Regions from separate parts of the Homo sapiens genome. Here all the other regions are linked to region 3. The links are chromatin loops, found by intact Hi-C in ENCODE. Cell type or tissue: Calu3. All regions are shown on one strand.

Region 1 (8,000 bases), 710 kb after region 3:
ACAAGATGTCATTCGAATGCTTAGTCAGACCTCTGCTGACTGTTGACACCCACAGAAGAGTCTTTCTCTGGTTTTTCTAATGACACTATTGATAATCAGTAGAGCACGACAATGGTGGAATGAGTAGACAAACAGATTGGAGGGTAGGTATTGTCTTCATATGGGATTAATTACCATACAGATCCCCAGTAATAATCCCATAGGCTCCCATACCAGTCTTCTTCCGCAGTCAATCCTAGTTCATTTAATCCCAGCCCTCCTCATCCATCGCAAGCTTTCTAACACCGCCTTCTGGTCTGCCCATGTTTAGAATGTCTGAGTGACGCTCTAGAAGATAAACGTTCCCTGTGGGAGAGGTTACATTCTGTGTACATGTTTTCCGTATTATCACTCTGGTGAAAAGATGTCCAATGGCTCACCGATGATAACCATTACCTAAAAGAGCACCTCAGAACATCTGAACATTAACATTTCAAACAATCACCTTAAACTATACTATGGCAAAATAAAAGACTTTGCAAGTAAGTCATTATTGTAAATACCCAAAGTAGATGTCACAAGTTTCTCAATATAAGGCTTGTAAATTGAGGCATTTTCTAATAACCACTATGCAGCTGGGCATATCTCCTCAAATTTCCACCAAAAAAATAAATATTGGGTAGACTTTTGCTTATCATCCAGAATTATTAACTACAGCTACCCCCAGAAATGTGGAATAGATGCTATTTCAAGAGGAATACTCTTTCAAGCTTGGCTTCTGAGGTCTGTGGTTTCTCCCTATAAGCCGGAACCACTTGGGAAATAACTACCTTCCTATAAAGCAATTTAGCATTCCCTTCTTTGAAAATGTAAATGGTTCAAAAATTTTAAAAGTATCTTCTCCTTACTAGAAGTTAACAATTTTGTCTAGATGTCAGTGGTTAGCACTAACAGAGGATATTATAGTATGATATTATCATTAGAACTGAATAACTAGTGGAAAGCAATATGATATAAACACCTAACATTTTATTATAGTTCCATCTAGCTTAGTTTGTAAGCATAGAATATAGTAAAATTAAATAGGAGAAAATAGGTACATAATAATATTAATGTATGCCAGTATTAATGTGCTTTTAAAAAACAATTTTTTTAATTATCAAGGTTTTTTCAATAAGAGCATTAAAGCACTATTTTAAAATACCCGCTACATGCAAGAAGCTATGCATTGTAATTGATGTGAAAGTAAACTGCTCTTACAAGATAGCAAAGCATCGATTTAATTTATGTCAAGCTTGTCTGCAATAAGATATGTCATTTCAGAGAAGTATTAGTATGTGTAGTGTATATGGGCATATATTTACATAAGCAAATTATCCATACCTTGAAAGTCCCATAAATGTGTGTATTACTAGGCACATTTCTTCTTATTTAAAACTGTATCTGTGGACTTGAGTAAGGAGATTAAAGACTAAACATATATTAACACTGTGAAAATTCAGCCTGAAAAACTTCAGGATAAGAGATATTTTCATCAACAGATATTTCAAACTGAGTGACCCCAAATCTGTTTAAGACTGTTCTAAAGAAGGAAAGCCCTCATATAATTTAACTTGCTTTTCATTTCACTGGTCTGACAGCCACATACTGATAGCATCTTCAGGTTACAAATCCTGCCTTTTTACCATTGCAGTTATAGTCTCATTTACAACATTAGTGTGCTAAATAGGGACTGCATCAAAATCTTCAATTATTTTCAGACAGTCTATGCAACATTGCTGCTAATTCTAATGCCCAGGAAGCACAATCATCGTAACCTCTGCTATGATCCCAACGAGGATTCCTCAAGCTCCTTATAAATGCATTAATCGCCCCTATGAAAGTCACTGCTTGCTTTTAACGAAGATAATGTATGTTACTGGGATTATACCACTGCATGCAAAATCATTAAAGAAAGGGAGACCAGAATTTATGATTAAGCCTTTGGACAGCAGGGCACTATTTTAACCATAAAAATCACAATCTGCAGAGACAGTGGCCGAAGCAGAGGAACCATTAAAGACTTATAATTAGCATCAATCAAGGTGACACTACTGTTGGCATCTTTATTACTTTAAATACACTAATCAAATACTTCTGCATTGAGATGGAAAGATTGATAGGCAGCTAGACATAGAAAACATCTCTATGGAGAACAACTTTAAATTATCTGTTTGAAAGGTTAAAAAAAAAAAAAAAGTATTGGTATTAGTCAAGTAGGATCCCAACACACAACTCCAAAAGAAAAGTACTCAGAATGGACCTATGACGTTGTCAGGATCCTCAAGTGGATGCTTTAACACTAAGCATTTGCATGTCCCCTCTGGGAACCCACTGGACTTGCTTAATTTCGAAGAAAAAAAAAATAACTCAGGGGAACACAAGCTTCAGGCTACTCTGTCCTATAAATAAATAGCCAAGCACTCCTGCCCAACATTTATATATTTTCTAGCCTTCTCCTTACATGTGCACATGGAAATGAAAGATAAAAGGAGAGCTGAACTTACTACTATTTACATAATTACAATAGGGGCTGTCAATATTATCTAATTGCATCGCTGCTCAATTTCATACCACACAGACTCTGAAATATGCTGTTATTATTACTGCTCATATAAATATTTCAGTCTTAACGAACAAGAAGCCACTCAGCATCTCTGCCACCCCTTGAGCCCATATGGCATTATACCTTAATGACTAATTTTTAAAGGGCGCTCTTCTCCAAACACTTTCTGTGAACAGTTTCAGTGTTCACAAACTGAATTCTTGAGGTTAAGGGCACACACCATAAGGAAAGGATATGAAGTAGTTTTCCGATAACAAAGTCTGGCTGGAATCAATTCAGAATTATGGATAAAGATTTGGCAAGGCATCTCCCAAGGGTACAACTTCATCTTTGCCAAATGAAATTATAATTGCAAAGACTTTCATTATGAAGATGATGAGTCCCAACAATCGTTTTGGCTCCAAAGTTCAACTTTTACTTACAAGTTCCTTAACTGGCACCCCCGCCACTAGGTTTAAAAAATATATTACATTTCCTTTGAATTAATACCTGCCTCTTTAAAAAAAAAAATGGTTTGTTTGTGTCCATAAAAAACTGGGCAGAGTCAAAGGAAATTCTTCATTGCTTCCCCTCAGCAGCGAATAAAGGACTGAGGAAAGAGAATGAATGATAAAGATGAAACAATTGGAAGAAGCAAATTACTTAAGAGGAAATACATACAATTTACTGAAGGAGTACTAGCTAACTCAAATCCAGTTTCATTTTAAATTTTGTGGTCAAAGAAAGATTTTCCAATGTAACATGATAATCTTACAGAGCCAAAGACTAAGGAAAATGCTACAATTTGACTACTGAAAATCCTATTAGTTGGCTGGGCACGGTGGCTCACGCTTGTAATCCTAACACCTTGAGAAGCCAAGGCAGGAGGATCACTTGAACCGAGGAGTTTGAGACCAGCCTGAGCAACGTGGTGAGACTACAGCTCTACAAAAACTACAAAAATTAGCCAGGTACAGTGGCACACACCTGTGGTCCCAGCTACTCAAAAGGCTGAGGCAGGAGGATCACTTGAGCCCAGGAGGTTGAGACTGCACTGACCCTTATCACACCAACACCACTGCATTCCAGCCTATGTGTAGATCGAGAACTTGTCTCAAAAAAAGAAAAAGAAAAAAGGAAAATCCTACTAGTTTAAGCCAATATTTAACAAATCACTCCAAGACATTATGCTGCAATTTTTAAAAGGTTCCAGTATTCTCAACTTCTCTCAAATGATGATAGCAAACACTTCTGCTTCTTAAAAGGATAGCAGTCCCTTATATATGAATAGGGTTTTACATTTTACCAAGTAATTTTATACATATTCACTTTTGCATCAACCTTGTGAAGCAGATAAGATTATTTCCATTTTACAGATGAAGTTATAGACTAAGAGAAGGTAACAGGCCTCTCTCTCAATGAGCACCCAGATGGTAGACGTATCTATTGACTCAACGCCTTCTCCACTATACCATGCTGACCCTGAGTTGCTTTGAAATATTCCATAGCCTTGTTAACTGAGGAGAGAAATCATGAATTACAGATCCTGATTACCTGTAGTAAAGACAAATATTAAAGAGTACTCTTACCAAGAGAAAGCTCTTCATAAAGAACCAGTAAGATGCATGTTAAGCATGAGAGAATCCTAGTCAGTTTGCTTTGTTTAGAGATGGGTCATCTTGCTATTCCAGTCCAAGAGTTTGCTTTTCACTGTTGAATCATTTGATTCTCACTGACGCAAAAGGAATGGGAAAGGCTGTGCAATACTGTATGAGGCTGACCTTACCACTTACGGAAAAGCTGCCAGCCAGACACAAAGTGTTGGCTAATAATGAGTCAGAGATGGACTCAATAATATCAAAGACTTTTATGTTGAATCCTTAACAAAGGAGCTTGATGTAAAAACAAGGGTTTAAGACTGGGAAATGGCAAAAGAAAGGAACAGTCACTTCCCCATCAGAGGACACCCTTTTGCCAAAATTTGCTGAAATGTGTACACAATACTTTTAATACTTTTAAATAGACATGTGTTAGAGAATTCTTATCAGTAAGTGCTGCACGCTAGATCCAAATGAGGAAATAATTTGAAACCTGGCAAATTCTCTTTTAACATAGTAAATAGCTCAAATCTTATTGGTTTATATTTTCCAGTTACTATCATTTTCGTGTCAAAAAGAGGAGGAAAAAGATAATAGGAAAACCAAACGACAAAAATAATTGCATATAATTATATAACACTTGGAAAAAGAAAACCTTCATCTAACAGCAATGGCAGGAGTAGGCTTATTACAAGGACAACATTACCACCCTGGTCCACTGCATTCTCTTTTGCAATGTTTCAATGACTCTCTTATCTTGTTGCTCCAGCAATAATAACTGAAGTTATGTAACTACAGTCCTGAGCTGACTACAAAATACAATGGGTGTGAAGTAATTGAGGTTTCTCAATTTTTAATACAGGTAGGGATATTTTTCATTATATTTATATGTTTCACAATGGAGTCATTATCATAGGAAAAATGAGCTGTGGATATTAAGGACATGGAGTTAATTAACAAATAATATGGAAAACTTTGATAAATCAAAGGAGCTTCTTATCAGTAGAAATGTTCTCCCAATCTAGCAATAAATATTCCAACAAGTCATTTTAAATTACATACATGCTGTGTTGTCATTTTTCTAAGGTGATGGATAAGGAGATTTAATTTCTTTAACTTGGGCATGTTTTCATTTGTTGGAATTCTATCAGATAACGACCAATATAAAGTGTGTAACAAAGAGGCTAGCCATTACAGGCACACAAAAGCATGGGTTTGCCCATCTCATGCCCTGTCCTCAATGGTGATCAGTGGAGAGGGGATGGAAAATTTCTGCTTGCATATGAAGACTCTAAAAATATTAATATAAAAAGAATTCCAAACAAATGTAAGGTGTAAATTTACAGCACTCTGATGGTTTGTTTGGTCTGACTTTGAAAATAAAAGTAAAAGGGCCAACATGCTAACATCCTAAAAAAAAAAGTCATTTAAATAGTAAGAATAACTTATGAGATAATGGAGGTACTAAATGGCCCACTGAACCCTGAAGGAAAATTAAAATTCCTAAGTGAAGAGGAAAAAACTGCTTTGATGCATACCTCTCAGAGAAACACAAAAACTGGGTTTATCCATAAACCTGGCTGGTCACAGAACACATTAGCAATGAGAAATGCCATTCAAGAAAACCCTATAGATCTATTTCTCTACTCATGACCAATAGCTCCACAGATTCAACTAGAATGAAGATCATGAATAAAAAGCTTACAATAAATGGTAGCATGCAGTAGGCAAACATATACAAAGGAGGTAATCCCTGAGCACCAAATTACAGCCTCTGTCCACAAATTATAACAGCACCCTTCTACTATCTAAGATCTGGGTTACGGACATGTAATGCACACTCACTCTCCTAAAATGTAGCCACAGAAGCATGGCAAAGACATACACCTCTTAGGGCTCAAGGTCAAGAGCACAGGACATAAATTCACTAATGCTAAAAATGAATGGAAAGCCAAAGAGAAGAGATGGTCTCTATTACTTTGTATTGAAGCCCATAAGTGGTTTGCAATTGTCGTACAAAATACGTTTCCTCACTATCCTTTGTATTCTGGTGTGGGGGTTTTATTTATTTATTTATTTATTGGCCATTATATGGCCCGATCTACTATACGTCGAATAAAAATGGATCATTTCTAATTTAATAGTGACACAAAACCTTTGGAACTCATACACTATTGACATTGCATACAATATTGACCCTGAATTTATAAAATATTGACTCATTTTTGTTTCTCTGCACTTTTCTCTAGGATGTGAAATGATCAGAATGAGTTTGCCATAGGCTATTGTTTTTGTTTTATTTTGGTTGGTCTTGATGCTCTCAACTAACCTATCACCTGGACAGACTTCTGGTAAGATTCTGACTAACCAAACCAAATTGAAAGAATCAGTTGCATGCTAGATAACAAGAGACTATTTTCATTTTAAATACATCCTGATAAAGCTTTATGGCACTACTTCTTTAAATTTTAAAATAAATGTGTAAGAACTACCAAAACATCCATACCCATACTGTTGCAAACAAGGTACACATGTGGTTTCCAGAGGGAAACAAAATGAGACTCAAGGCAGTAGCATTTGTAGTGGTTCCTAAGCATGGAGAGAGGACCTGAGCTGTAAGCCGTTCTCTCTTCTCTCTCTCTCTCTTCAGCTATCTGCTCCTGGACAAATCTTCAACTTCCTGAAACATAAGCATAATAATATTGACATTACCTCATTGTGTTACGGTAAGGAACAGATGAGAGGGCGTATGGGAAAGCGTTCTGTATACCATAAAATGCTCCAAATACATACATTACAAATGGGAACACTATACATCCACAAGTTAAAAAGAGAGAAAGACACACTGGTGTGGCTGATTGGAAATGTATTCATTATAATACAGATGTGCAAAAAATAATTTTTTAAAAAATGGTGTTTCCCGTCACATAACTAACTTCATGTTGCTCACAAGTCTCCATTCTCCCTTGGTGATAAAAATGCAAAACAAAACAAACATTTTAAGCTGGTTCATTTAATATCACTCGGGTTCTCTGGAAAATGGTCAATTTGGGGCAGATTTTCAGTCTTTCGGGTTGTTTTCTCTCTTCCCCCTCCTTCTGGCATGCTAGCACCTCCTCAGAGGAAGCGTATGTAACGCTGTGGTGGCAAAAGAACATCTGCTCTCATCACTGCCCTTCTTGGGTGGGCTGCTGAAGTCTGAGTAAGGCACAGCTAATCTTGCCTGGTCGCTGGTGGATGTTGGCTTCTAACTTCACTGTAACTGTTTCTGAAGTGTCTGGGATGGTCCTCTGGTCATAGGCACCAAACAATGCCTGCTTGTGGCCATCTCCCCCGACTGACTAGACTCCTCATCTCAGCTCTATCTGATGCTCAGACTCAGCTGTGACTCCAGCTTGGAGAGGGGCACCCTGTAATCTCTGCCACCGATTTCCTTGCTTAGAGCTACCAGGACCCTGCAAGGTGTGCTGATGCCTACTTATTAGGTCACTTCATCATCTGTCTCTCCAGAACATCTGGCTCAATTTTAAGATATGAGGTACCTGGAAAAGACGTGAGTAGAATGGCTTTTTCTTCAACAGGCCACTTTTCAACTCTACTACCTGTGCCAAGATGGTTTGGAGATCCTCAAAAGGCACTCCCCCAGGGTTCCAGAGGATCAGGAAGACACGGCCTCCTCTGCCTATCCCTCCTCAACCTTCCGAAGTGTTTTGTGTTGTTTTTAATCACCTTGTTCTTGATCCCCATCCTCAATCTCTCCTCAAGCATCACTTTGATCCACCAGAAGGATCTTGCTTTCCTATGTGGTTGCATCTCACTTTACATAAGATCCTGTCTCA
Region 2 (8,000 bases), 1.1 Mb after region 3:
AGCGGATCACCTGAGGTTGGGAGTTCGAGACCAGCATGACCAACATGGAGAAACCCTGTCTCTACTAAAAATACAAAATTAGCCGGGCGTGGTGGCGCATGCCTGTAACCCCAGCTACTCAGGAGGCTGAGACAGGAGAATCTCTTTAACACGGGAGGCGGAGGTTGCAGTGAGCCAAGATCGCGGCATTGCACTCTGGCCTGGCCGTCTCAAAAAAAAAAAAAAAAAAAAAAAAAAAAGACGCATTAATATAAAACTTACGATTAAAGAAATCAACTGATATCTATTTGGAACACATTTTTTCTCTCTGAAAAAATCACTCACCCTCACATATGGATACCAAAATGGTGATTTTTTTAAAGCACTGATGCATTTGAAAATTTCTCCAAAAGAAAGAAACTGTCTTTGTGGTAACATATTCCTTCTTAGATAAATGTGTCATAGCTATATCACTGGGTATACTAGATTCCATAGCTCTTCAGTTTAAAAAAAAAAAAAAGGTGTCTTATACACTCTATATTGTACAAAATCTAAAACTTGCATAACACAAATGGAAGCCATCTTGAAAAGTAAAATAAATAAATTACTATTGCAGAGAAAAAAGAATTACAGAACACAGTTATGCTGAAAACAATAGCTATGGGCAGAAAAAGTGACAAGACATATAGCAGCTCATTAAAAATTCAGAGGATATTGAAAAAGGCAAATTTAATTTGCCCACCTTCACCAAATAACGCTGAAGGACACCTGACAAATCCAACACATAAACCGTGTACTATGAAATTCAAACATTTACAAGTTCTATCATCCTCAGTCCTTGCTTCTTACCAGAAGGAAAGGGTGGAATGAAATCCATTTACTAAAAGCTTACCTCGACAGGAATGAAAAGGAATATAGGACCAGGCATGGTGGCTCACGCCTGTAATCCCAGCACTTTGGGAGGCCGAGGTGGGCGGATCACGAGGTCAGGAGATTGAGACCATCCTGGCTAACACGGTGAAACCCCGTCTCTCCTAAAAAAAAAATACAAAAAAATTAGCCGGGCGTGGTGGTGGGCGCCTGTAGTCCCAGCTACCTGGGAGACTGAGGCAGTGGAATGGCGTGAACCCGGGAGGAGCTTGCCGTGAGCCGAGATTGCGCCACTACACTCCAGCCTGGGCGACAGAATGAGACTCCGTCTTAAAAAAAAAAAAAAAAAAAAAAAATAGAATTGCCGGGCGCGGTGGCTCACGCCTGTAATCCCAGCACTTTGGGAGGCCGAGGTGGGCGGATCACGAGGTCAGGAGATCGAGACCATCTTGGCTAACAAGGTGAAACCCTATCTCTACTAAAAAAAAAAAAACAAAAAAACAAAAAAATTAGCCGGGCATGGTGGCGGGCGCCTGTAGTCCCAGCTACGCAGGAGGCTGAGGCAGGATAATAGCGTGAACCCGGGAGGCGGAGCTTGCAGTGAGCCAAGACTGTGCCACTGCACTCCAGCCTGGGCAACAGAGTGAGACTCCGTCTCAAAAAAAAAAAAAAAGAAAAGAATTATCAAGGACCAGGACGGGCACAGTGGCTCATGCCTGTAATTCCGGCACTTTGGGAGGCCGAGGTGAGTGGATCACCTGAGGTCAGGAGTTCGAGACCAGCCTGGTCAACAGGGTGAAACCCTGTCTCTACTAAAAATACAAAAAAATTAGCCGGGTGCGGTGGCATGCGCCTGTAATCCCAGCTACTCGGGAGGCTGACGCAGGAGAATCACCTGGGAGGCGGAGGTTGCAGTGAGCCGAGATTGCGCCATTGCACTCCAGCCTGGGTGACGACCCTTTGTTTCCTGATAGACATAGCTAATCATCAACTAAGAAAACTCAGACCTGGAGCATTTAAGTAACTTTTATTCCTGTACACATTGCCTCTTCCTGCTTCCCTACCCCTCAGCACCCCCACCACACCAATACAATACAATGCAGACTCTCTCTCATGATATCACCCATTCATACTCCATCCTCATTCACAATGGTCACAGAAGGAAGGAAAGGTTACAGCACCAGAAGCCGAAAGCTTGGTGTCACTCAGCACATATAGGGGCTACTGTGTCTAGGACACCAAAAAAGAGCAAAGAAGTAAAAAGCAACACCTCCACTTAGGAAGTGTGGCAGGGAAAATGAAAAAAATGCCGCAACATTTACGGAGAAATATAGCAAGAATCACTCACTGAGCACAAATCCTTACCCCCACTCCAGCCGACAAGGCCCTAGTGACCAGGCCTGTACTTGCCTCCAAAGCTCTCCATTTCTGGCAGCCACAGTGGTCTCTTTGGGTTTCCTCACACCAAACTCATTCTGTCTTGGAGCCTTTGCCCTGCCTGTACTCACTCCCACCTCAAATGCCCTTCCCCCTGATCTTCACAGGACAGGCTCCTCCTTGTAATCCAGATCTCAGTTTAGATGAAACCTCTTCAGAGACACCTCAGCTGACCTCCCAATCTGTAGCACCCGCCCCAGGCACCTTCCCATTGCCCTATTTGAATTCTGTGTATTGCAATATCTCATATTTTTCTCATTATGTTTTATTATTGACATTAATAGAGTCAAACCTTACTGTTTACAGATTCTGTATTTGCAAATTCACCTAACTTGCAGAAATTTACGTGTAACCCCAAAATCAATATGCATGGTGCTTTCCTGCTTTCTCAAACATGCACAGAGCAGTGAAAGTTCTAAGTTGCCCAACACACATTCCCAGCTGACGCTGAACAAGGTGACACGCTGCCTTCTTGTTTCAGCTTCAATCATGTAAACAAGTGTCATTTTTAATGCCATGTTCTTTGCATTTTTATGCTTTTTGTTGGTGATTTCACTGTTTGCAATGCCCCCCAGATGGAGGGCTGAAATGCTATTAATATCTAGTGTTACTAAGCGCAAGAAGTCTGTGATGTACCTTGCAGAGAAAAGGCACGTGTTTGCTAAGCTTCACTTAGGCATGAGTTGTAGCACTATTAGCCATGAGTTTAATGTTAATGAACCAATAATATACATTAAATTACACATATATTAAATATATGTATCAAATCTAAATGTAAATATATTTTAAAATACAAATAAAACATATTAAATAAAATACATGCTAAATAAAACACATAAAATAAGCATATGTGTTCATTGATGAAAATCTTGCAGCCAGAGGCTCTCAGGAACCTAACCCTGTATTTTCCCTAGGAGCAATGGTTCAGTATTTGCTAATTCAGTGTTCACAGCAACTTTACAGAACATTAACTCTCTCAGATCATGAGACTCAGTGTATTTATTTTTATTTTTATTTATTTATTTTTTGAGACGGAGTCTCACCCTGTCGCCCAGGCTGGAGTTCAGTGGCACGATCTCAGTTCACTGCAACCTCTGCCTCCCGGGTTCAAGAGATTCTCCTGCCCCAGCCTTCCGAGTAGCTGGGATTACAGGTGCGTGCCACCACACCTGGCTAATTTTTGTATTTTTAGTAGAGATGGGGTTTCACCATGTTGGCCAGGCTGGTCTCGAACTGCTGACCTCGTGATCAGCCGGCTTCGGCCTCCCAAAGTGCTGGGAATACAGGCATGAGCCACCGTGCCCGGCTCAGCGTATTCATTTTGGGAGTTCTCCACAGAAAGACATTTTACTGAATTTGTCTATTTTGCTTCCGCTAAACCGGACCACAGCTGATGGTGATGAAAGTAACAGAGAAATAGTTAAAAGCTTGATTGTTGTCCTTAATTCAGTTTCAAATAAATTTCTGCATGCAGACGAAGTGGGTTTACACAGCTATGGCATAATTTATTATTCCCTGAGAGCAAGGACTACGCCTGTCTTGCACAGAGATATGGCTCACCAATGCCTACAAACAACGTCTAGCACCAAGTGGGTTCCCACTAAAAATCTCATATATGAATGAAATACTCCATGCCAAACGAAATCCTATTTCTTATACTTATTTCCCCTGAAAAACAATATACCAAGTCTAAGGTACTAAATTCTTCCTTCCATTTAGCTTGGGTGGATACAAAATTTGAGGCAATGACATTATAAAGACAAGGTCAAGGAGTTCAAAAACAGAGATCTGGGTTTGAATTCTCTGAACTGCTACACGTGTGAGCTTGGAGACTACACTTTCCCTCTCAGAATCTCACTTTTTTTGTCTAAAAATTAGGGATAATACCACCTCCAGCAGATGATTGTGATACATCAATGTGATAATGTATATACAATTTCTAATACCTTGCTTCACACCTAACAGGCACTGAATAAAGACCATTCCTTCAAGCCTACGTGGAATCATGAGTCACACAGAGTAGCATCGCCAGAGGGAACAGAAAGTCCTCACTTGATACGGCAGAAACAGGAACAGGGTTAGGTAGTCTCCGGCAGGCTGGTCAGTTTTGATCTTTACAACTTGGTTGATGATCACCTCAGCCCTACCTTCAAAAGCGATTCCTGTCCACAGGGGTTGGTAACTGCCTTCCCCTTTACACAAAAAACAAGAAAAAAAATGGTGAAAATCCACAGCCTCCTTTGTCTTTATTTGCATTTGCTTTTGTTTAATTGTAGCAAAATATACATAACATAAAAATTTACCATTTTGGCCGGGTGTGGTGGCTCATGTCTGTAATCCCAGCACTTTGGGAGGCCTGGCGGATCACAAGGTCAGGAGTTCACGACTAGCCTGACAAACATAGTGAAACCCTGTCAATACTAAAAATACAAGAATTAGCTAGACGTAGTGGAACACACCTGTAATCCCAGCTACTTAGGAGGCTGAGGTAGAAGAATCACTTGAACCCGGGAGGCAGAGGTTGCAGTGATCCAAGATTACGCCACTGTACTCCAGCCTGGGCAACAGAGTGAGACTCCAAGACTTCGAGATTCTGTCTCCAAAAAAAAAAAAAAAAAACCATTTTAACCATTTTTTTAAAGTATCTTCTTTCTTAAACGCAGTCTCTGACAGGGGCTGCATAAAGATATGCATGAGATTTGGCCTTGAGAATATTGTAAGATTGCATATAATGCTCCTAAGCTTAGATGTATGACCCCCAACCAATTTTCCACTACTTTCTACTGAATGCCTCACTTGAGCAACAGACATTCTCCTAAAACTTCGTCTGCCATTCTCATTCTTGAAACTTTACTATTACATTTTGTGGGTGAATCTCTATTTTACATAATCTACCAAAATTTCCTAGCTGGCATGATGAAACGAGTTTTTAAAATTTCTTCCTGCCTATATATTTTTCTGTGGTGAGGAAGTTGGATGATGTCTAACACCCATTTGAGGTCTCACATATTATAATTCTGTTATTAAAATCACAGGAATGATTATACACCACACTATCTACACACAGGGTAAAATGTTGCTTCAGTTAGCACAGACCAAAAATGGCATGCTTACAGTATCACACATTCCCAAACAAAGCATATCAAGCTTTGTATAACTGCCACTGAAATAGCTGCAAGAAAAACAAACACCATTTCAGTGACCTCACACAACCTCATTCTATAAACATTACAAAAACTCCTTTTACACTGATCTGTTTAAGGCAGCAAGACTTAAGGGTTGACTGATAAAGCTTTCGTGTGAGTTCAATTAGTTTTTTAAAAAACCAAGTGAGTTTTGCAGAACTTATTGGCAGATTAACGTAGGAGAGCTGAGCAGCAAGCTTGCCTTCGTCAGAGGAATGAAGCGAGCTGTGGCTTTGGGTCTCTCGCATGGGACTTCTGACCTGAGAAGAATGCGATCATAGGCCCAGTGAGCTACCACAGATGTTCCCCTATCGCCTTGATATCGCCTCGACTCATCACTTGTCTCACTTAGTCCTCAAAGGTAGGTATCATGTTCAAGTATTTCAGACTTTCTAACATATTTGTCCACTTCTGTGGCATTTCAAGAACCACCTTATTAGCAAACAAAGCCACCCACTGAATGTGTTCAGAATTACAAACGCACGCTCCTATGCTTTTCCTACATGAGTGATATCCAAACACATTCCATCAGAAACACTTTATTCCAGTTATCTACTACACAGCTGGCAATTCCAATATAGGAAGGAATCCTCTCCTTGTCCACAGGACAAAACACTGCTAACATGTAAATGTACTGGAGTTCTGCTTCTGTGTATGAAGTATTAAATGCAACAGGAGGAGGAGGAGTGTGTGGGAGAAAGAAAAGAGAAAAGAAATAATAAAATAGGCTAAGCATGGTGGCTCACACCTGTAATCCCAGCACTTCTCAAAAAGAAAGGAAATAATAAAATAATGGATTTCAAACCCAACCATCTGGATAATTGCATTAAATGCAAATGATCCAAACATTACAGTTAAAAGGACTGCTAAAAAACTTACAAGTAGCATCACATTTAATTGTGAAAGACTAAGTGCTGTGCCGGGCGTGGTGGCTCACGCCTGTAATCCCAACACTTTGGGAGGCAGAGGCGGGTGGATCACCTGAGGTCAGGAGTTCAAGACCACCCTGACTAACATGGTGAAACCCCATCTCTACTAAAAATACAAAAATTAGCTGGGCATAGTGGCAGGCACCTATAATCCCAGCTACTCAGGAGGCTGAGGCAGGAGAATCACTTGAACCCAGGAGGCGGAGGTTGCAGTGAGCCGAGATCGCACCATTGCACTCCAGCCTAGGTGACAGAGAGGGACTCCGTCTCAAAAAAAAAAAAACTAAGTGCTTTGACTTCATGTTTGTTCATTAAAAATGACTCATAAAGAAAGGGAGCTGACAAGCCACAAACTTGGAGAGAATGTCTAAAAGACACATAAAATGCTACTACCTAGAATTTATAAAGAGCTCCTACAAAAAAGCAAATTACAGCCAGACACAATGGCACATGCCTGTGGTCCCAGCTACTAAGAAGGCTAAGGCAGGAGGATCACTTGAGCCCAAGAACAGACCATCCTGGGCAACATAGTGAGACCTCATCTCAAAAAAAAAAAAAAAAAATACAGACCATAGAAGAAGTGACAAATGCAAATATTCATTTGCATAGAAATGGCCAATAATATATGTAAAGATGTACAATCTCATTAAGTATCCAGAAATACAAATTAAAAGAAACTATGCTAAACACAATACCAAAGGTAAGTTTGCAATGGTGTTGAATGATAGGAATATTTTACTCATTACTCATGAATGTTTGTCCCAACCACCTTGAAAAACAAGCCTGCACCAACTCAGGAAGTGGAATATATGCATGCCCTGTAATCCAGTTATTCTCCTTGGGAATATATCCCAGAAAAACTGTGTACCAGTTGCTCTGTGTACCAGGATACAAGAATGTCCACAGCAGTATTATTTGCAATGACCCAAACTGCAAACTACTTGACTTAGTTTAGCTCCTCTCAGAAGCAGACCCTAAGACAAAAATTAAGTTTATTTAGAAGAAAAAAATAAACAAAAAAAACTGGTAGGGGTATGGGGGAGTAAGACAGGGAAGAAAAGGCAGCCAATAAACGGTGTACCATTAAACCAACTACTGTGTGAGTCACTGGGGCATCGTCTCATAGAGAAACTAGGGGAACTGCAATTATCCAAGGGAGCTGCGGTATTTACACCCCAACTCCCCAGAGTCATTGGTTGAGACCTGCCCCCAGGGGCACTCCTGGCTTTCTGTGATGTGCAAGGCTTTCTGTAGTTGGGATGGAGAGGAGAGCGCTTAGACACAGATGCAGATAATGCATCTGGAGGTTGATGAGTGCATCACGAAACAGCTAAAAGACGTGGGTGAGGAACTGACAGAATCTGCTACAAAACAAAACCCACAAGTACACTGACAGGAAATGGATAAACTGAGGTACATTCATACACAGTAGTACTATACAGCAATGAAAATAAATGTATAAAGTTGCGCACATCACAAAACATATAACGTTAATTTTTAAAAAGGCGATAGAAGAAACACAGTACAGTTTCATGTATTTGAAGCTTTAAAACATGCAAAATAAAGCAATTATTAGTTAGGGACACATATATGGCGAAAT
Region 3 (8,000 bases):
GATTTGATTTTTAATGCCTTTGCATCATAAAATATCTTTATGCTTTTTAAAAATATTATTTCTGTTTTATATCTTCTTGTTTTTATTTTCTCCTAAGTAACTTTGTCTTCTTTCTAAGAGGGCATAATGAATGACACACAAACCAATGATAAACGACAATTTACATATCAATTATTTGTGTCTTTGGTTTTCTCAATGACTGTACCATATTTCCATGAACAACTGATCTAAGGAGTAGGTAGATAGACTGTAATGATTTGGAAAATAATCTATGTAGTAGCTGGCTATCTGAATCAGTCTAGTCGGTACCATAGCAAAGATCTACATAAAGCATCCCTCAGTCTATAAAGAACCAAAGCTGTAACTGATGACATATATTCCATAGCATCCATTCTACATTTCTATCAATGCTTCCCACGTGGCCTGAAATGAGCAAGATGCTTAATAACTGTTTTTTGAATAAAGAAAGAAATTAGAATTTTTTATAACACTCTTTTATAATGACAAAACGATGAATTTTTCAAAGAGTTAAATAGCAAAATAATATTGGCATACATATTACATTGTCAACTGTTCTCTACCAGAACCCCTGGTCAGATATCTTCACTCATATGTCTGAAGTATGATTTCTGATGATATTTTGGAGAAAAGAGATTAGAAAGTATAATGGCTATTTTTGACAGCTTCTATCTTGATCATTTAATTACTTTTTCCCTTCTGATATATTTTCTATTGAATTTATTTGGGACAGTATAATTAAACTTAAAGAATTGTTTTATTCTTTTGTTCCAAGTTTGGATTTTGAGACTTTAAATTCTGTTAATTGATAGTTGCTGAAGAAGCTGACAAGAAATCTTGGATCTGGTGGGATTGTTTGGGAAACTTTTTAAGGCAAATCATAATGGCTGGACTGGGAGTAAATTGATTTTAAGAGGAAGGAAGAGCTGCATAGTGAGATAATTAAATAAAAAAAAGAAAGAAACAAGAAAAGAAAGGAAGGAAGGAGGGAGGGAAGGATGGTGGAAGGAAGGAAGGAAGGAGGTTGGGAGGGAGGGAGGAAGGAAGGAAGGAAGAAAAGGAAGTAAAGGAGGACGGGAGGAAAAGAAGGAAGGAAAGAAAAAATGGAGGAGGAAGTAAAGAAAACAAGTGAGTGAAATTACACTAGAAGTTTTCTGAGCATAACTTTTGTTATACTTGTGAGAGAATAAAGTCATTTTGATGAGAAAATCTGAAGAGAAAGGCAAAATTCTTTTGAAATGTTTTTCTTTGCTAGTTGATGAGTTATAACTTTCTTTACACTAGGAAAGAAAACTATTAGAACAGAAAAAGTTGATGGGTTATTTATATCAAACAATTATAAAAATGAGACTAATGATAAATATAAAAACAAGTTTAAAACAATTTTAACAACCATATGAGTAAACTAAAGCATTTTTTCTATCAATATTTGAGGTATAAAGTGTTTAGAGAATTGAAGAGTTATAAATTAGAAGAAAAAATACCGAATTTTAAATATTTATAACAGATATGATATTTTTGCTGGCTAATTTATTTGTCATCCTGACTGCATCACTAGATGCCTGATACTTGGTTAAATATTACTTCTGGGTGTGTCCATGAGAATGTTGCTGGATTAGATTAACACTCGAATATGTTAAACTGAGTAAAGCACAATGTGTGGGTGGGCCTGATCTAACTTGTTGAGGGCTTGAATAGAACAAAAAGGGAGAGGAAGGGAGAATTTGCTTTCTCTGCACAATTGCTTGAGCTGAAACATCAGTCTTCTCCTGCTGTTGGATTAGGACTGTCTCTCGGTTTTCAGGCATTCAGGTCTTCAGCCTTGGACTAAAACTATGCCATTGACTCTCCTAGATCTATAACTTGCAGATGCCAGATCATGGTACGTCTCAGACTACATAATCAAGAAAACTAATTCTAATCTTTCTCTTTCTCTCTCTCTCTCTCTCTCTCTCTCTCTCTCTCTGTCACACACACACACACACACACACACACACACACACACACACACATATATATCTCCTATTGGCTGTTTCTCTGGAGAACCCTAACAAATACAGACATTTTAATACCAAGAGTGATTCTAGAGGAAGAGAATTTCAGGAATCATTTTCGGAATTGGTTCTAGCGTTTCCAGAATTGGCTGTCTAATATGTTTACATTTAAAGATGCTCATGTCTCTATTTTCAGTAGTAAGGAGAGAATTGATAGTCCATAGCATGAATTGGTAACAGAGATACACAAAATATCTGCTTTGGATCTTCTTAATCACTCACTTAAAAGAATCAAGGAACTCAGTAACTTTATGTATGATGCTACTGAACATTTTTTGAAAACTAGTGAATATAATGAGATGGTCTGGTTGTTCCTAATGTCACTGGACAAAGAAGTGGTGAAAGAAAAGGATGAGCTCATGGATTTGAATTTCCTTAAAACTTATTTAAGTTTTCCAATGGTATTTCATACAAACAGTTTTTATTTTAAAATGTGCTAAAATTGAGAAAATCTGCATATCATGAAGTCTAACACTCATGTGAAGGTTGAAGAAAATTTATACTTTATCAGGGAGTCAATACGCCACCCAACAGCCTTTTTCTACCCACAATGCAAGATTAATGTTCCTAGGAGTTATAGAGAAAACTAAACCCATGGAGGGGTAGCTTTGTTATTGGTGCTATTACGTTGGACCACAATAAAACTGTGTTGGATTTGAGTCTTGACTGATAAATTTAATCACAGATTTATCTCTGTGTTTTACTTTCAACAAATATTTGTGGACACCCTTTTCCAAGGTAAAAACCAGAAACAAATAAAAACAACAACAACAACAAAAAACTTTACCGGACATTATAAGGGTTAAAAGGAGTATATGACATAATTCCTGTAGAGATGACATATATCTAAGTTATTGCTTGAGATACAAATATGGCAATGAAAGGAGGCTATAGGAAGTTTCATATACTTAGTACATGCTAATCTCAGGCATTTCAGAGTTTGATGATGTAGGATTTGGCTTTGAATCAAGGGTAATATTTGTATAGGTAAGTAGGTAGGTGGGTAGGTATTAGAACATGGTGAGTGCTTCAAGTAGGCAGTCATGAGTAAAGCATGGAGGAAAAACTGAAAAGTCAGCTAACAATAGTGTTTGAGTTTAGCTAGAATACAGATTTCATTTAGGAACTTAATAAAGATAAAGAGGAAATTATAGTTTGGGGCCAATTGAGTAAAAGACTTTTAATTCTAACTTAAAGTTTTCCAAATTAATTCTTTTAACAATGGAAGAACATTTCGTAGTTTTCAAATAGAAAAACGTCGTTGTGGTATTCTATGAAGGTCTGGGAAGAGAAAGAAAAAAGTGATTAGTCTTTACTGAGTGTTACTGACTCAGGTGATCTTTTGGTAATAGATTAGAAATGTTAGTTCCTAGTGCAGTTACTCGTCATTAATAAGAGTTTAAGGTAACTATCGCAAACAGAAACCTTCCCTCAAGATTGACATAGCCTGTGTTATTCTTACTGACTTATCTCATGGGGCTGAGTTGATAGATCTCGAAATGCTTTTTAAAAAGCAGACTGGGTGGCCAGGGCCAATTCCCAACTGATCCAGATAGAACTTGGCATAAAATCCTCTAGGGAATGTCTGGGTCCCACCAGCTCTGCCACCTGACCACTAGTGGGCAGACACAGCCCTCGGTTCTCAGGAAAATTTTATATCACAGAGGGGAATCAGGGTCAGCGATTTCAGGGGCAGTCCCTTTCACTGCTTAATCCAACCTGGCTGACTTAATGATATAAATATAGATTTACTGCCTCTGCCCCCTGAGCACGGAGCCACCACCTTCACTCTAAAGGTAACTCCACCTGGTAATTAACTGTGAAATATTGAGTGGCCAGTGTCTGACCTGAGCGTTTGTGCCAAGCAAAAGTTTCACTTGTTTTGTTTTTTTTTTTCTCTCTTTCACTGCCAGTTTGTGTGTACGTGTATTTTTAAGTATTAACTCTCATGGAAGCACATGCCTATTTAAAATTCCCAGACGATGAGTCAGACCCGTTCAGTGAGGTTCCTGGAGAGTCACATGATGTGATTTGATGAAACTTCACCTTATGAAGGGTTGGAGGAAAAAATAAAAAAAAACACTTTCAGACTTATATACATATACACATATACATACACATACATATATATTATTGTGGATATATACTTGTATATAATGTCATATAATTTTGCATACATACACACACCCACACAGTAGAGAAACAGACAGACACACATATACATGCAGTTAAAAAAAATCCCTTTGCTTTGTTTCTCTGTTTCCCTCAATAGATATTTAAAAATCTGGTGAGCCAACAGCTCATGCCTCTTTGAAACAAGAAGACAGCAGAAGCCCTGTAGCTACATGTGCTGCATATGAGTTTTAGTTATGTAGCTACCCTCTGAAATCACAATAGTGAAACTGGAAATTTGGATTCCAAAGTGATAAAGAGCATTGCTGAGACTTAGGATATCTGAGTCGTTTCACTTGCTGCTCTGATATGCTATAGGCTTATTTAGGCCTTTAAAAAATTCTGTATTATAATTTATACTTTTCTTCAAATCAGTTTGATGTTTCATGGTATAACTAACATATCTTTCTACGTTGAACAGTAAAGTAGGCTAACTCCTGTGAATAAATCCAAATTATAGTAATTTCTGAAGCTCTTCAATTAATTTTTCTGTATGTCTTCTCTAAGTGTAAACTCACTCTAGGAGTGATATTTGCAGTGTGAAAGCCTCATTTGCTAATGAACCCTAGCTATAAGCAGGATTGAGTCACTTCTTATGAAAAATATATGAGTTATAGAATAGTAAGTGTTCTAGAATGAGCCTGCCTCAAGAGAAGTATGGATGGAGAGCAAGAAAGCTAATAGTTGCTTATAAAGGGAAAGTTCCCTTCAAAAGATTGAGGACAGACACAGGATTTTGGGAGTGTCTTGTTGTTTTAAAACATCATAGAGGAAGTAATTGCTGCATCGATTCATTCACTTAATAAACATTTATTGAGAGCCCACTGTGTGCCAGAAACTGCTAGATGCTGGAGATTCAAGAACCCACAAGTCCTTCTAGTTTGATGGATGGGAGTTTCATAAGCAAATAGTTATAATTCGGGAATGTGGAAAGTACTGTGAAAACACAGGTGCAGCAATGACTAACTTTGCCTAACAGAATTTGATAAAACTTCACAGAGGAGGTGATATTTGATCCAGATCTTTACAGATAAGTAGGAAATGACTTGTTGAAAAATTACTAAAGCAGAGGAAAAAATTATGAATGTTGGGAATGTAGGGTTGAAGGAGGAAGGCCCATTAAAGATGTAATTTAATATTAGCCAGAACTGGTCCATAAGAGGGAGCTTTGAATGTGCAATTCATTTGCACTTTTATTCTGGGTGAATCCAGAAGCTAAACATATTTCAGCAGTGGGTTTAGAACCAGGAAATGGAAAGCGACTAGTAATCTAGGCTCTCTCTCATAATATTCATCCTCAGTCTCTGTCCCTGTTTCTGTCTCTCTCTTTCTTTCTTCCTCCTTCTCCTTAACTTGCTCAGGCTCTCTCATCTTTAGGTCTGAATAATTTTTCTCTGAAGAATGACACCATTTTGTACTAAGATATGACAATTTTCATCATCTCTGGTAATAGTCTAAACTTACTGGGGTTGCTATATCTATATGCCAAAATTCCTAGAGGGAGAATCTTATTTGCCCAGCTGATCCAATGCACTGTGGTCAGGAGTGGAGTCACATGGTACGGATACAAGTCCTGGAAACAAACCTCCATCAAAAGGGAAGGACATTCTCATATAGGTAGGCCGTGGGTCTAACACTGCTCCAAAAGTTATCTACAACTTATAATAATTCTATATTGAATGCTCCTAAAAGGATTGTGGGAGTGTAACATGACACTGTTACCTTTTGCACAATGCAAACCTAAATTTGCTGAGGTTGTTTTCTATAGCTTTTATTTATCTCTATATTTTGTGAGTGTTTCTTGAGATGTCCAAGAAGGTGTATTTCTCCACGAAAAGCAGAACGGTGGACTGGGACATGGAACTGGAGTCAATGTGAATATTTTTTATTTTTCTTTCTTCCTTCTCCTCTGATGGTCACCAGCCCCAGTTAGGCAAAGCAGATTAATTATACTAGGGGTTAAGTGTGATACAATGGTTATACAGGATTGAAAATCATTCCTTTGATAGTCCGTTCCTCACTGTGGTCTGCACATAAGTTAGTTTCAATGAGATCCTGATGTTCATATGTAAGGAGAGCCTGTAAGTGCCTGAAATTTCTTCTAACATATTTTTATCATGGAGATATGATGTAGCTGGTAGTATAAAGAAGCCCCTGAGCTTTGTTTTATTTATTCGTTATTTTTATTCTTAAATTTTTCAAATTCCCTATATCAAAGCTGTTTAGCAGGTTATCAGAAAATGGAATTATTAGTAACTCGAGTTACTTTGTGAAAATTCTTAAGAAATAACTTCATTCCAACATTTCCATAGATTTGTTAGCATGTAGACTTAAAAAATAATAATTCCAAATCACATCTAAATTAATTCAAATTTGTATTTATGAAGGTAACTCTAACTGCTGTAATAAATTCTCAAACATCAGTGGCTTATTACTTGCTCACTTAAAGTCCAAAATCGGTTTTCTTGATTGGCAGATGGCTCTTCTCCATGATTAGGGAGCTGATACCTTTCCATCCTGTGGCTCTACCGCGTTCCACACACAGCTTCTACAGTCACTGAAAAAATAACACAGAGAATTGCAAATGGGAAGTTTTTATGGGCCAAGCCTAGAAACGGCACAAATCACTTCCACTTATATATATTCAACTGGCAGAAGCCATTCCCACAGCTGGGCATAATTACTAGCATGGCTGCACTTTGCTCAAGAGGAAGAGGAAATGAGAGTGATGAAAATCCAGCTAGTCTCCTTCACAAAACTCTTGGTAAAGTCTCTTAGAGTGCTTATTCTTGACATGAGTAACAATAAAAAGGCATAAGTTTATTTAATGTAAGCTAATTTGAAAATCATTCAGCAACATTAAAATCCAGTGTATAAATTACAACAACAAAATGCATCTGATGCTATTTTGTTGTCTATAATACAAATAAGCATTAAGTAGCCTAAAATGCACACACATACACACACACCCCCCACTTTGACATTTAGTTGAGAATTGGGTTTCAAACTATTAGGTTGTGTATGAGTATCCAAAAAGAAATATATATAATTTAGATATGAGGAAATACTCTGCTATTTTCCTATCAATGCCACCTTTTTAAACAAAATTATTTTCTATGTTCCTTTTTGTATAAATAGAATACTACTAGAATTTGACAATAAAATACTTCATTATTCTTAAATAAAGTGATAGAATTTCCATGTTTATCAGTTTTGGTTACTACTTTACAGATTGGTATATTCCGCTCAAATCTATAATACACATTTTCTTACATGCTTTATATACATTTAGAAAAAATTTCTATCGTTCCAAATTGTTCTTGGCAATTAAACCTTTAGATTTTTCAGCTTCTAGTGGTTCTACTTGTTCTTCTATTTGTAGAAAATTATGGTAAAGAGTTAATTTTGTGGGTTAGGGAAGAGAGTGCAAAATGGTATATATATATTTTTTATCATGTACAGTCCCCTGGGTTGATAATTGTACCTCTCATTACAGTCTCTAGAGGAAATGTTTATGGTTTGAATCCTAGAAAAAGCTGTCATATGAAATCAGAACACCCAAGGAATAACACAATACCACAGAGTTAATATGATTGATGATATCATAGCTCATTTTTAACAGATGTCAAAAAAAGAAAAATCAAGCTGCCATTCCACATACTAAGCCCTTGTTCCCTTTACAGAAGACCTTTATAAGTAAATCATTATTAATGGTAAGTATTCAGTGGGTTAGGAGATGGGCATTTGGATTACTTT

Evidence for each region. Peaks named below come from ENCODE experiments on the same cell type or tissue, not always from the same donor. Only the 100,000 strongest peaks of a DNase experiment are listed, where the experiment ranks them.
Region 1: it touches region 3 in a loop (11-fold over the local background); 3 of 110 quality-filtered maps call a loop at or near these places.
Region 2: it touches region 3 in a loop (6-fold over the local background); 3 of 110 quality-filtered maps call a loop at or near these places.

The regions. Positions count from the first base shown.
Region 1 is chr6:22,109,588-22,117,587 of GRCh38, reverse strand. CASC15 (cancer susceptibility 15) reads right to left here. Exons shown (of 12, transcript NR_015410.2): 9 at 6,668-6,841. Among named protein-coding and RNA genes, the nearest start is that of NBAT1, 34 kb to the left of the region's middle. In Calu3, no CTCF peak of the experiment used is centred here; a DNase peak (open chromatin) is centred at 4,337.
Region 2 is chr6:21,751,406-21,759,405 of GRCh38, reverse strand. The region is part of intron 2 of CASC15 (cancer susceptibility 15); the gene reads right to left. LOC124901274 (a long non-coding RNA gene) reads right to left here and starts at 4,706. Exons shown (of 2, transcript XR_007059492.1): 1 at 4,590-4,706; 2 at 3,767-4,478. In Calu3, no CTCF peak of the experiment used is centred here; DNase peaks (open chromatin) are centred at 1,785 and 4,325.
Region 3 is chr6:22,824,330-22,832,329 of GRCh38, reverse strand. No RefSeq gene overlaps it. Among named protein-coding and RNA genes, the nearest start is that of LINC03005, 110 kb to the right of the region's middle. In Calu3, a CTCF peak has its summit at 3,684 (motif pointing right); DNase peaks (open chromatin) are centred at 3,799 and 5,109.